Linked DNA regions of Homo sapiens: all the other regions are linked to region 1. Evidence: chromatin contacts called from ENCODE Hi-C or POLR2A ChIA-PET data. All regions are on one chromosome and are shown on one strand. The core of a region is the stretch at or near the end of the contact, and the rest is flanking DNA. Distances in the headings are between cores, read along the strand shown. Region 1 holds the start of ARHGEF18 (Rho/Rac guanine nucleotide exchange factor 18). Region 2 overlaps LOC124904628 (a long non-coding RNA gene). Region 3 holds the start of FCER2 (Fc epsilon receptor II). Region 4 overlaps ADGRE1 (adhesion G protein-coupled receptor E1).

Region 1 (2,700 bases), core at 159-2,658:
CTTGGAGCATCAGCCCCCAGCGTCACTTCCTAGCTCCATCCTCTCTGGCCCCAGCTGTCCACTCTAGCTCAATTCACTCCCTCCTGGTTCTGGGGCCACCTTCCTAGACCTCAGGGTGCCTGAAGCCTGCCCTGCAGCATTGGGGGCTGGCAGGAAACAACAGACTGGGTGTGCCCAGCAGAAACCGCAGCCTTCCTCCCCCACCCCTCCCAGTCCCAGGCAGGCGGTGGTGCAGGAGGTCCCCCTAAGAAGGGGCCACGAGAGGAGACAGGGGATGTCTCCCAAGGGGGAGAACCCTCACCTGGAGGAAGGCTGCCTGGGTGGAGGGATGTGCTCTCTGGATGATTTCAGATCAGGACAAGACCCTTCTCAGGGCTGGTTGTCAGCCATCAGCCTTAAGTGTGAGTTTGTTTTGACAGTGGATTCAGAATCTGCAACAGGGAGGTTCTTGGGGGGCCCGGAATCTGCAGTTTAAGATGCAAAGGGCACCTGAGCCTTTGCCCCAGCTCCCCCATTCATTCTCTGTCTCCTGTCTCCACGCAGGAGGGCCTTGGCTACAAGGAGCTCTATCGTCCTTTCTTTGCTTTTCTTTTTCTTTTCTTTGTTTTGAGACTGAGAGGCTCACTTCAACCTCTACCTCCCGGGTTCAAGCCATTCTCCTGCCTCAGCCTCCCGAGTAGCTGAGATTACAGCTGCCCGCCACCACGCCTGGCTAATTTTTGTATTTTTAGTAGAGACGGGGTTTCACCATGTTGGCCGGGCTGGTCTCCAACTCTTGACCTCAAGTGATCCGCCCTCCTCAGCCTCCCAAAGTGCTAGGATTACAGGTGTGAGCCACCGCGCCCGGCCTCCACCCTCCTTTCTTACCTAGCAGCCCCTCAAGGATCCCCGTCCCCTGGGGTGACCTCTTATGACCACAGATCTCTGCACAATGAACGCAAGGGTCAAACAGCTTCCCCCACCCACTCAGGAAGCAAGTTGACTGCAAGGGGGAGAGAAACAGTGATGTATGTCTGCTCGCTGTCCCCCTAGACTTCCCAGACCCCACTGCCACTCTGTCCCGATGGGTCCATCTCTCTCCACTTCCCAGGATAAGTACTTACCAGATAGAGCTCAGTTCTTCAACCTGCAGGCACCTAGCCTGGCTAACAGCTCCTGCAGCTCCCATGACCTACGGCCAGCGTTTCGAGCTGGCCCAAGGGAACCGCTGGCTGGGTAGAGCCTGGGATAACCACAGAATGACCCAATAGCACCTCGACTTCCTCTTTCTCAACTGCCTGCCTGCATGCTTGCCACTCTGCTCCCAGCTGCAGGCCAATCTAGGGGCCTAAAAAGAGCCCAGAGGATGGGGGTTCTGGAGGCAGAGAGCCCTGCTCCCACCCCTCAGCCCTGCGCATGCAGGTGTCTTGAGGAGGAGGGGTGGGGAGCTGGAGGGAGGCCCAGCGTCCTCAACCCCCACCCCAGCAGCTTCCTGTGGAACCAACTGCTGAAGAGGAACAGGGTGTGGGGGCCTCACCCAGGCACATGGGTGTATAGACAGCAACATATAGGGACGTGCAGGTCATGTGTATCCGTAGAGACTCAGGCACCCAGACACACACCAGCATGGTGGGTACACACAGAGAGACAGAAACACACGTGGCTACATTGTTACATGGGTACCTGGAAGCTGGCGGAACAACATGGTGTGCTGGTAACGTTTAACAACCACCTCTCCGATTTGTAGCCATTGCCAATTCTCCTGGTGTAAATACCCCCAGCATGGCCGATTTCACCTACCAGTGTGATGTCACCGAGTGTGGAGTTGATAGGAAATGCTCAGATTTGGCTTTTTTTAGAAAACAACAACAACAACAACAAAAAACTGTTTATTTTATTTTTAGAGATAGGGTCTCATTCTGTCATCCAGTCTGGAGTGCAGTGGAAAAATCATAGCTCACTGCAGCCTCAATCTCTTGGGCTCAAGTGATCCTTCTGCTTCAGCCTCCTGAGTAGTTGGGATTACAGGCACATGCCACCATGCCTGGCTAAGTTTTTTGTTTACAGATAATTTATGTATAATTTATATATACTTTATATATAATTATATATGGATTATATATAGACTTATATATAATTTATATATAATTTTTTATATATAATTTTTCTTTTGAGACAGGCTCTCACTCTGTCATCCAGGCTGGAGTGCAGTGGGGGTGATTTTGGTTCATTGCAACCTCCATCCCCTGGGCTCAAGTGATCCTCCCACCTCCGCCTCCTGAGTAGCTGGGACCACAGGCACACATCACCACGCCTGGCTATTTTTTTTTGGTTTGTATTTTTAGTACAGACAGGGTCTCACCATATTGCCCAGGCTGGTCTCGAACTCCTGGGCTCAAGCAATCCTCCCACCTTGGCCTCCCAAAGTGCTGGGATTAGAGGCACGAGACATGGCGCCCAGCCTAAGTTAATTTTTTTTTTTTGTAGAGACAGGGATTTTATTATGTTTCCCAGGCTGGTCTCAAACTCCTGGGCTCAAGCAGTCCACCCGCCTTGGCCTCCCAAAGTGCTGGGATTACAGGCATGAGCCATGATGCTCCACTAAACTTGGCTCTTGGGCTGGCTTCAGCCTGTCACTGGAGTGAGTACTCTACAAAAAATTTAAAACTTCGCCACATTTGGTGGTGCCTGCCTGCAGTCCCAGCCGCTCCGGAGGCTGAG
Region 2 (2,700 bases), core at 107-2,606, 470 kb before region 1:
GGAGGTGAGGCCATCAGGGAAGTCTTGGGAGAGAGGAGTTTCAAGGAGGAGGGAGGGAGTGGCCACCCCATTAATGAGTGGAAACAAGATAGAAACAAGTCTGGTTGGCTTTCACAAAGGAACGGTAGTTACTCTCCTTGGTCATTTCAGGAAAGTGGTGGCAGGTGGGGCAGCCATCAGAGGGTTAGAGGGAGCAGATGAAGGCAGAAGTGACAACCCTTTTTCTTTTTCTTTCTTTCTTTCTTTTTTTTTTTTTAAAGAGTAATGATGTGATTTTTTTTAAACTTTAAGTTCAGGGGTATATGTGTGGGATGTGCAGATTTGTTATACAGGTGAACATATGACATGTACAGATTATTAGTTACTTTTCCTGATCCTCTCCCTCCTCACTCTCCACCCTGCAATAGGCCCCAGTGTGTGTTGTTCCCCGTTATGTGTCCATGTGTTCTCATCATTTAACTCCCACTTATAAGTGAGAACATGCGGTATTTGGTTTTCTGTTCCTGCATCAGTTTGCTAAGGATAATGGCCTCCAGCTTTATCCATGTCCCTGCAAAGGACATGATCTTGTTCTTTTTTATGGCTGCATAGTACTCCATTGTATATATGTACCACATTTTCTTTATCCAGTCTATCATTGATGGGTTGATTCCATGTCTTTGCTAGACAGCCCTTTTTCTTTTATTTCTTTCCTTTTGTAGAGACCGAGGTCTCACTTTGTCACCCAGGCTGGAGTGCAGTGGTGTGATCATAGCTCACTGCAGCCTCAAACTCTTGGGCTCAAGTGATCCTCCCACCTCAGCCTCCCAAGTAGCTGGGACTACAGCCACCACTCCCAGCGTTGTATATGGGTTCAGAAGATGGAGGAAGTGTGTGAGCCCAAGGGGCCAGGCAACCCTGGTGAGGCTGCCCCACCCCTTCTGTGGGATGTTGACAGTGAAACAGAAAAGCACCTCACTGAGGGCTACCACCACTCCATAAAAAAACTTTCACCCACCCTCCAATCGGATCACCCAATTGGATCACATGGGATCCAATTTTTCCAGTTCACTAAGGCAAGAACCCTGGGAGAGAGAAAGTCGTCTGTCCTTGCAATAAGGCAGAGCATCTAACTGAGCTGATGAACATCAGCCAATTGCGGACGGCAAAACTGAAAGAGCACGCTGTAACACATTCCCACGGGGCCCTCATGAGCTGTAAAGCATTCACCCCTAGACGCTGCCATGGGGTTGGAGCCCCACAACCTGCCTGTCTGCATGCTTCCCCTGGAGGTTTGAGCAGCGGGGCACAGAAGATGTGAGCCACACCCCCCGTCACACGCCCTGCAAGGGGGACAAGGGAACCTTTTCTGTTTCACTACCAACATCCCACGGAAGGGGTGGGGCAGCCTCACCAGGGTTGCCTGGCCCCTTGGGCTCGCACACTTCCTCCATCTTCTCCTCTCTACTCCCTTCTCTCTCCATCCCCTCTCTGGACTGTGGGTTTTTATAACCCCATGCATTGCAGCCCCTCAGAATCACATCTCTCCAAGCCAGGAAGAAGAATAAGGAACAGGATGGAGACACACCCTTCCTGAAAAGTGGGGTGAGAGATGAAGCACCTGACACAGAGGAGAGTCATTTAGAGGGCAGGCAGAAACTATCCAGTAAATTCCAGTGCCAAAAGACTCTATCTGAACCCATATACAACGCTGACACCTTGAGCCTCACTTTTTGGGAGTCTCAGTTTCCTCAGCTGTGAAATGAGACAACTACACTGCCTCACACTGTTATTGTGAGTTTTATTTATTTTTTATTATTTGTTTATTTATTGAGATGGAGTCTCGCTCTGTCTCCCAGGCTGGAGTGCAGTGGTGTGATCTCAGCTCACGGCAACATCTGCCTCTCGGGTTCAAGTGATTCTCCTGCCTCAGCCTCCAGAGTAGCTGGGATTAAAGGCACGCACCACTATGCCTGGCTAATTCTTGTATTTTTAGTAGAGACGGGGTCTCACCATGTTGACCAGGATGGCCTTGAACTCCTGACCTCAGGTGGGTCCACCTGTTTTGGCCTCCCACAGTGCTGGGATTACAGGTGTGAGCCACCATGCCTGGCCATGTTACTATGAGTTTTAATACAGTGCACTAGTAATAGGTATAAATTGCCTATTTGAATGATGGATACTCAGTAATTACAGCACTTAAGATTTATCACGCTGGGCCCGGTGGCTCATGCCTGTAATCCCAGCACTTTGGGAGGCTGAGGTGGGCAGACCACTTGAAGTCAGGAGTTCGAGACCAGACTGGCCAAAATGGTGAAACCCTGTCTCTACTAAAAAACACAAGAACGAGGACTGGGAAAGCTGAGACACCGCCGGGTTGGAAGTGCTGCAGCCCCGGGAATGAGTATGTTCGAGTGAAAGGAGACCATGTGATTGGCATAGTGACAGCTAAATCTGGAGATACATTCAGAGCTGATGTTGGAGGGAGTGAGCCAGCTTCTTTGTTTTACTTGGCGTTTGAAGGTGCAACTAAAAGAAACAGACCATATGTGTAGGTTGGAGATCTCATCTATGGCCACTTTGTGGTTGCTAATAAAGACATGGAACTAGAGATGGTGTGTATTGACAGCTGAGGACGAGCCAATGGAATGGGTGTCATTGGACAGGATGGTCTGCTTTTTTTTTTTTTTTTTTTTGAGATGAAGTTTTGCTCTTGTTGCC
Region 3 (2,700 bases), core at 137-2,636, 350 kb before region 1:
GGACCTGGGCCGGGGTGTCTGGGTGGATGGACGGACTGTCCCACCAATGGGGACACACGAGGAGAAGGAGGAGGAAGCTTGGGAATAAGTCCAGCTGGGCCATGTTGTGAGGACATGGGGATGAAGTCTTAGTTCCAGGATGGGGCTGGGATGGAGTTTGGTGTTTCTTTTCTGTTTTTCTTTCTTTTTTCTTTTCTTTTTTTTTTTTGTGAGACAGAGTTTAGCTTTTGTTGCCCAGGCTGGAATGCAATGGCGCGATCTCGGCTCACCGCAACCTCTGCCTCCCGGATTCAAGCGATTCTCCTGCCTCAGCCTCCCGAGTAGCTAGGATTACAGGTGCCCACCACCATGCCCAGCTAATTTTTTTTTTTTTTTTTTTTTTTTTGTATTTTCAGTAGATACAGGGTTTCACCATGTTGGCCTTGAACTCCTGACCTCAGATGATCCACCTGCCTCGGCCTCCCAAAGTGCTGGGATTACAGGCGTGAGCCACTGTGCCCGGTCTCTCTCTCTCTCTTTCTCTCTCTCTTTCTTTCTTTCATCTCACTGTGTTGCCCAGGCTGATCTTGAACTCCTGGGCTCAAGTGATCCACTCACCTCTGCCTCCCCAGTAGCTGGGATCACAGGCATGCACCACCATGCCCTGCTAGTTTTTATAGTTTTTGTAGAGACAACGGCTTGCTATGTTGTCCAGGCTGGTCTTGAACTCCCAGGCTTAAGTGATCCTCCCACCTCAGCCTCCCAAAGTGCTGGGATTACAGGCGTGAGCCACCGTGCCCAGCCAAAACTGTCCATATTTGACCTGAATATTATCTCACGTATCTTTCTTTCCCCCCGCTTCCCTCCTTCCCTCCTACTCCTCCTTCTCCCTCTCCTTCCTTCTGTCTTTTTTTTCCCCTTCCTCTGCCTCTCTCTCCTCTTCCCTTTTTTCTTGCTGGGACTCAAACCTGGGACATTTGACCTGGGAGCCTATTTGCTCAATCATCAAGAGACATAATCTCATGGTGGGGTGTCTGCTGGTAAGTGCCGGGTGGCAGGATCCCAACTCCAGGCCGTCCTTCTAACCCAAGAGGCCCTGCCTCTGCCTAGAGCCTTCCGTGGCTCCCCAGGGCCCTCTGTGATCGGCCATAGTGGTATGATTCAGTGTGCAGTAACAGTGGTTCACATCTTGACGCTACCACTCACCTCCTTCAGCCCTGTGGGAACTTGCTGCTTAACATCTCTAGTTCTCACCCAATTCTCTTACCTGAGAAATGGAGATAATAATAACACGGACTTCACCCGGGTGTGGGGAGCACCAGGAGAGGCCATGCGTGTAATGTTATCCGGGTGGCAAGCCCATATTTAGGTCTATGAAAATAGAAGCTGTCAGTGGCTCTACTTTCAGAAGAAAGTGTCTCTCTTCCTGCTTAAACCTCTGTCTCTGACGGTCCCTGCCAATCGCTCTGGTCGACCCCAACACACTAGGAGGACAGACACAGGCTCCAAACTCCACTAAGTGAGTACGTATCTGGTGTGTTGGGGGTTGGCCATGGGAAGTGGAGATCAAAGCGCCCTTGGAAGAAACGACCTTGGGCTGAGCCTCAAGGGATGACCAGCAGGAGGTCACAACCAGAGAAGGGAGGTGGTGGGTGGTGAGGGGGCGGGGGTGGGGGCCGCAGTGTGGACAGAATCTCGAGGCATTCGAGTCCCTGATTTGGGGAAGTGAAAGCAGGCCATCTGGTCTGAGATGAGCTTGGTGAGTGCGCTGGGCCGATCATAGAGGGCCCTGGGGAGCCATGGAAGACTCTAGGCAGAGGCAGGACCTCTTGGGTTAGAAGGACGGCCTGGAGTTGGGATCCTGCCACCCAGCACTTACCAGTAGACACCCCACCATGAGATTATGTCTCCAGATGATTGAGCAAATGGGCTCCCAGCTCAAGGGTCCCGGGTTTGAGTTCCAGTCCCACCACTGCGTGATGGGGACAAATGACTTACCCTCTTGGAACCTCAGTTCCACTGAGAGAGGCCCCACAGAATGAGGACAGTCCCCCAGCATCCTGCCAGTAGGTTTACTGAGCACCTACTGTGTGCTGGTGCTTTGAATACTCCCAATTTACAGATGAGCAAACTGAGCTGCTCATCCAGGAAGAAGCCAGGACTCGGACTCAGGTCTGTCCAGCTGCCTCCCTGGACAGTTCCAGTCCCAGGATGGTCTCTGGGTTCCTCTCACAATGTCAAAAGGGCCAGCTTGAGCTGCCGCTAATCAGAGCCTGGCCGCGCCACACCCCACCTCCCTGAGGCTCCGAGAGAAGGGACTTACCTATAGTCAAGCAGCGAAAGAAGGTAGCCCGTGACCTCCAGGCCTGAAGGACCCCAAGTCCCATGCTCCTCAGCACATAGTAGATGCTTTAAAGTCAGAGGACTTGGTCGGGCGCAGTGGCTCACGCCTGTAATCCTAGCACTTTGGGAGGCTGAGGAGGGCAGATCACCTGTGGTCAGGAGTTCGAGACCAGCCTGATCAATATGGTGAAACCCTGTCTCTACTAAAATACAAAAATTAGCCAGGTGTGGTGGTGGGTGCCTGTAGTCCCAGCTACTTGGGAGGCTAAGACAGGAGAATCGCTTGAACCCGGGAGGTGGAGGTTGCAGTGAGCCAAGATGGTGCCATTGCACTCTAGCCTGGGTGACAGAGCGAGACTCCATCTCAAAAAATAAAAA
Region 4 (2,700 bases), core at 65-2,564, 460 kb after region 1:
GCGGGCAGATCACCTGAGATCGGGAGTTCGAGACCAGCCTGACCAACATGAAGAAGCCCCCGTCTCTACTAAAAATAAAAAAAAATTAGCCAGGCATGGTGGTTCATGCCTGTAATCCCAACTACTCAGGAGGCTGAGGCAGGAGAATCACTTGAACTGGGGAGGCGGAGGTTGTGGTGACCCAAGATTGCGCCATTGCACTCCAGCCTGGGCAACAAGAGCAAAACTCCGTCTCAAAAAAATAAAAAATAAAAAAAGAAAGAAAGAATGAAATCCCATCCTTTGCAGAAACATGGATGGAACTGGAGGACTGGAGGACATTATGTTAAGTGAAATAAACCAGACACAGAAAGACAAATATTGCATGTTCTCGTTCCTACGTGGGAGCTAAAAATCATCATCATCATTATCTAATGGAGGTAGAGAGCAGAATGACAATTACCAGAGGCTGGAAAGGATAGTGGGGAAGGGGGATAAAGAGGGATTGACTGGTTGGTACAAAAACCACAGTTAGATGGAAGGAATGAGATCGAGTGCTCAGTAGCACAGTAGGGCAACTACCTATGAGTCAGGACATGTGACATTTGTCTTTCTGTGCCTGGTTTGTTTCACTTAATGACCTCCAGTTTCATCCATGTTGCTGCAAATTGTGGAATGTCATTCTTTTTATGGCCGAATAGCAATCCGTTGTGTATGCAGACCACATTGAGTTCAACCATTCATCTGTTGACGGACACTGAGGTGGATTCCATATCTTGACTATTGTGAATAGTGGAGTTGGGTTTTTTATCAAAGAAAGATGGGAGTCATGGGAGGATTTCGAGCAGAGTAGGGACACAACATAAGGTTTTAACATGAGCCTTCTGGCCACTGGTTGGAAGACGAACTATAGAAGATCAGAAATAAACTGACCAAGGAGGGGGTGACTGCACTTGTCCAGGTGAAAGATGTCAGTAGATACAACCCAGAGGGAATCAATGAAGGGAATGCAATTCAGGATTTTTTTAAAGCAACACTAACAAAATTTGCCGATGGATTGGATGTGAGGAGTGAAAAGAGAGGAACCAACGATAATGCCAACATCAATTAGGAGTATGGAAAAACTAAAAAGTATCATAAAAACAGAAGGAATGGATTATCGTGATTGTGACATTATTCACCCTGTTTTTGTTACACATTTGGTTTTGAGATCTACGTTCTTTGCTCCTATAATGTGCCTTGTTTATTTCCCTTCCCTGCATGAGGCCTCAGATGGTATCTCTCTTCTCATTTCCAGCTTCCTCTTTCATCTGTAGAGGCAACATTTCTCTATGCAGACTTCCGGCATTTTATCACTTGTGGTCTCTTAATGCTGTAAGTTTCCCATCATTCTCTTCCACTAGCCCTCTCCCTCACAACTGAAACCCACCAAGGTCAGAGTAACAACCCGGTCTTGTGGGACTAGGTACCTGTCCACCTCCCCATCTCATCTCCTGCCCTGTGTCATCAGTCACACTCACCTTCGCTCGGTCCTCCAAATTCTTTCCAACCTCAGGACCTTTGCACCCACCGTTCTGGCCACCAGACATGCCCTATCCCACCCTGCCCCTTTGCCTGGGTAACATCAATTCATCCATCCTTTAAGTCCACTGGAACATCACTTCCTTGAGAAAATTTTCCCAACCATCTCAATAAAGCCCTTTTGAAAAAGTCCTACAAAGGGGCCAGGCGCAGTGGCTCATGCCTGTAATCCCAGCACTTCGGAAGGCTGGGGTGAGCAGATCACCTAAGGAGTTCAAGACCAGCCTGGTTTCTAGTGAAACCCCGTCTCTACTAAAAATACAAAAAAATTAGCCAGGCGTGGTGGCGGGCGCCTGTAGTCCCAGCTACTCGGGAGGCTGAGGCAGGAGAATGGCGTGAACCTGGAAGGCGGAGCTTGCAGTGAACCGAGATCGCACCACTGCACTCCAGCCTGGGCAACAGAGCGAGAATCTATCTCAAAAAAAAAAAAAAAATGTGAAAGATGAGCTGTTAACACAATATAGACCAAGTTGCTAAGTTGCCCAAAGAAGAACCAGGAAACAGAGACACTGGGAACAGTTGTATTAGTCTGTTTTCATGCTGCTAATAAAGACATACCCGAGACTAGGTAATTTATAAGGGAACGAGGTTTAATTTGACTCACTGTTGCACATGGCTGGGGAGGCTTCACAATCATGAGGAGCAAAATTATGTCTTACTTACATGGCAGGAGGCAAGAGAGCTTGTGCGGGGATCTCCCATTTATAAAACCATCAGATCTCGTGAGACTTACTCACTACCACGAGAACAGTATGGGGGAAACCATCCCCCATGATTCAATTATCTCCAACTGGCCCCGCCCTTGACACGTGGGGATTCTTACAATTTAAGGTGAGATTTGGGTGAGGACATAGCCAAACCATATCAACAACTACGAACTGACAATGTCTTTCTTCCTTTATCCAGCAAGAGTTTATGTAGATGAGAGTATTTAACAAAACATAAAGAAGTCACTTTTTTTTTGCACATTGAGTTGTAGTTTGAGTAAATTCCATCCCTACTCTCACTACACTACCATTTATAAAGCTCATACTACATACCAGGTGGTTTCCAAAGCTACCTCTTTGAATTAAAGTTTCACAACATCCCTATTGTTATCTGTATTTCACAGCTTGGGAAACTGAAGTTCAGAGAGGTTAT

Evidence for each region. A loop is a pair of places that touch in the nucleus more often than their neighbours do. ChIA-PET counts read pairs that join two places held with the same protein, here RNA polymerase II (POLR2A). Pooled maps may share reads with other maps.
Region 2: a loop to region 1 is called in a map of pancreas, with 3 times the contacts of the local background. The contact joins the enhancer-like site here to the promoter of ARHGEF18 in region 1. A Hi-C loop is called at or near these places in 19 of 168 maps with a recorded cell type or tissue (HAP-1, IMR-90, K562 and 14 more), 18 of 37 single-sample maps with no recorded cell type and 28 of 50 pooled maps. POLR2A ChIA-PET finds 5 or more read pairs at or near these places in 5 of 52 experiments (BJ, GM12878, HepG2 and 2 more).
Region 3: a map of B cell shows a loop between it and region 1 (4-fold over the local background). The contact joins the promoter of FCER2 here to the promoter of ARHGEF18 in region 1. A Hi-C loop is called at or near these places in 1 of 168 maps with a recorded cell type or tissue (B cell), 20 of 37 single-sample maps with no recorded cell type and 5 of 50 pooled maps. POLR2A ChIA-PET finds 5 or more read pairs at or near these places in 4 of 52 experiments (B cell, CD4-positive, alpha-beta memory T cell, GM10248 and 1 more).
Region 4: a loop to region 1 is called in a pooled map, with 10 times the contacts of the local background. The contact joins the enhancer-like site here to the promoter of ARHGEF18 in region 1. A Hi-C loop is called at or near these places in 5 of 50 pooled maps. POLR2A ChIA-PET finds 5 or more read pairs at or near these places in 2 of 52 experiments (CD4-positive, alpha-beta T cell and naive thymus-derived CD8-positive, alpha-beta T cell).

What each region holds. Positions count from the first base shown.
Region 1 is chr19:7,347,645-7,350,344 of GRCh38, reverse strand. ARHGEF18 (Rho/Rac guanine nucleotide exchange factor 18) reads right to left here and starts at 1,408. Exons shown (of 29, transcript NM_001367823.1): 1 at 1,104-1,408.
Region 2 is chr19:7,814,112-7,816,811 of GRCh38, reverse strand. The region is part of intron 1 of LOC124904628 (a long non-coding RNA gene); the gene reads right to left. It also overlaps the pseudogene EXOSC3P2. Among named protein-coding and RNA genes, the nearest start is that of EVI5L, 15 kb to the left of the region's middle. RefSeq lists an enhancer at 1,148-1,197. Within about 2 kb of position 1,356, at least 3 of the 41 ENCODE cell types and tissues checked have a DNase peak (open chromatin) inside an H3K27ac peak, as active enhancers do; they include GM12878, where a contact is called at or near this core.
Region 3 is chr19:7,700,817-7,703,516 of GRCh38, reverse strand. It overlaps FCER2 (Fc epsilon receptor II), which reads left to right and starts at 1,386. Exons shown (of 11, transcript NM_001220500.2): 1 at 1,386-1,502. LOC105372262 (a long non-coding RNA gene) reads left to right here. Exons shown (of 5, transcript XR_936296.2): 5 at 396-437. RefSeq lists an enhancer at 1,390-1,499.
Region 4 is chr19:6,890,750-6,893,449 of GRCh38, reverse strand. All of the region lies in intron 2 of ADGRE1 (adhesion G protein-coupled receptor E1), which reads right to left. Among named protein-coding and RNA genes, the nearest start is that of ADGRE1, 4.5 kb to the right of the region's middle. Within about 2 kb of position 1,314, at least 4 of the 41 ENCODE cell types and tissues checked have a DNase peak (open chromatin) inside an H3K27ac peak, as active enhancers do; they include CD4-positive, alpha-beta T cell, where a contact is called at or near this core.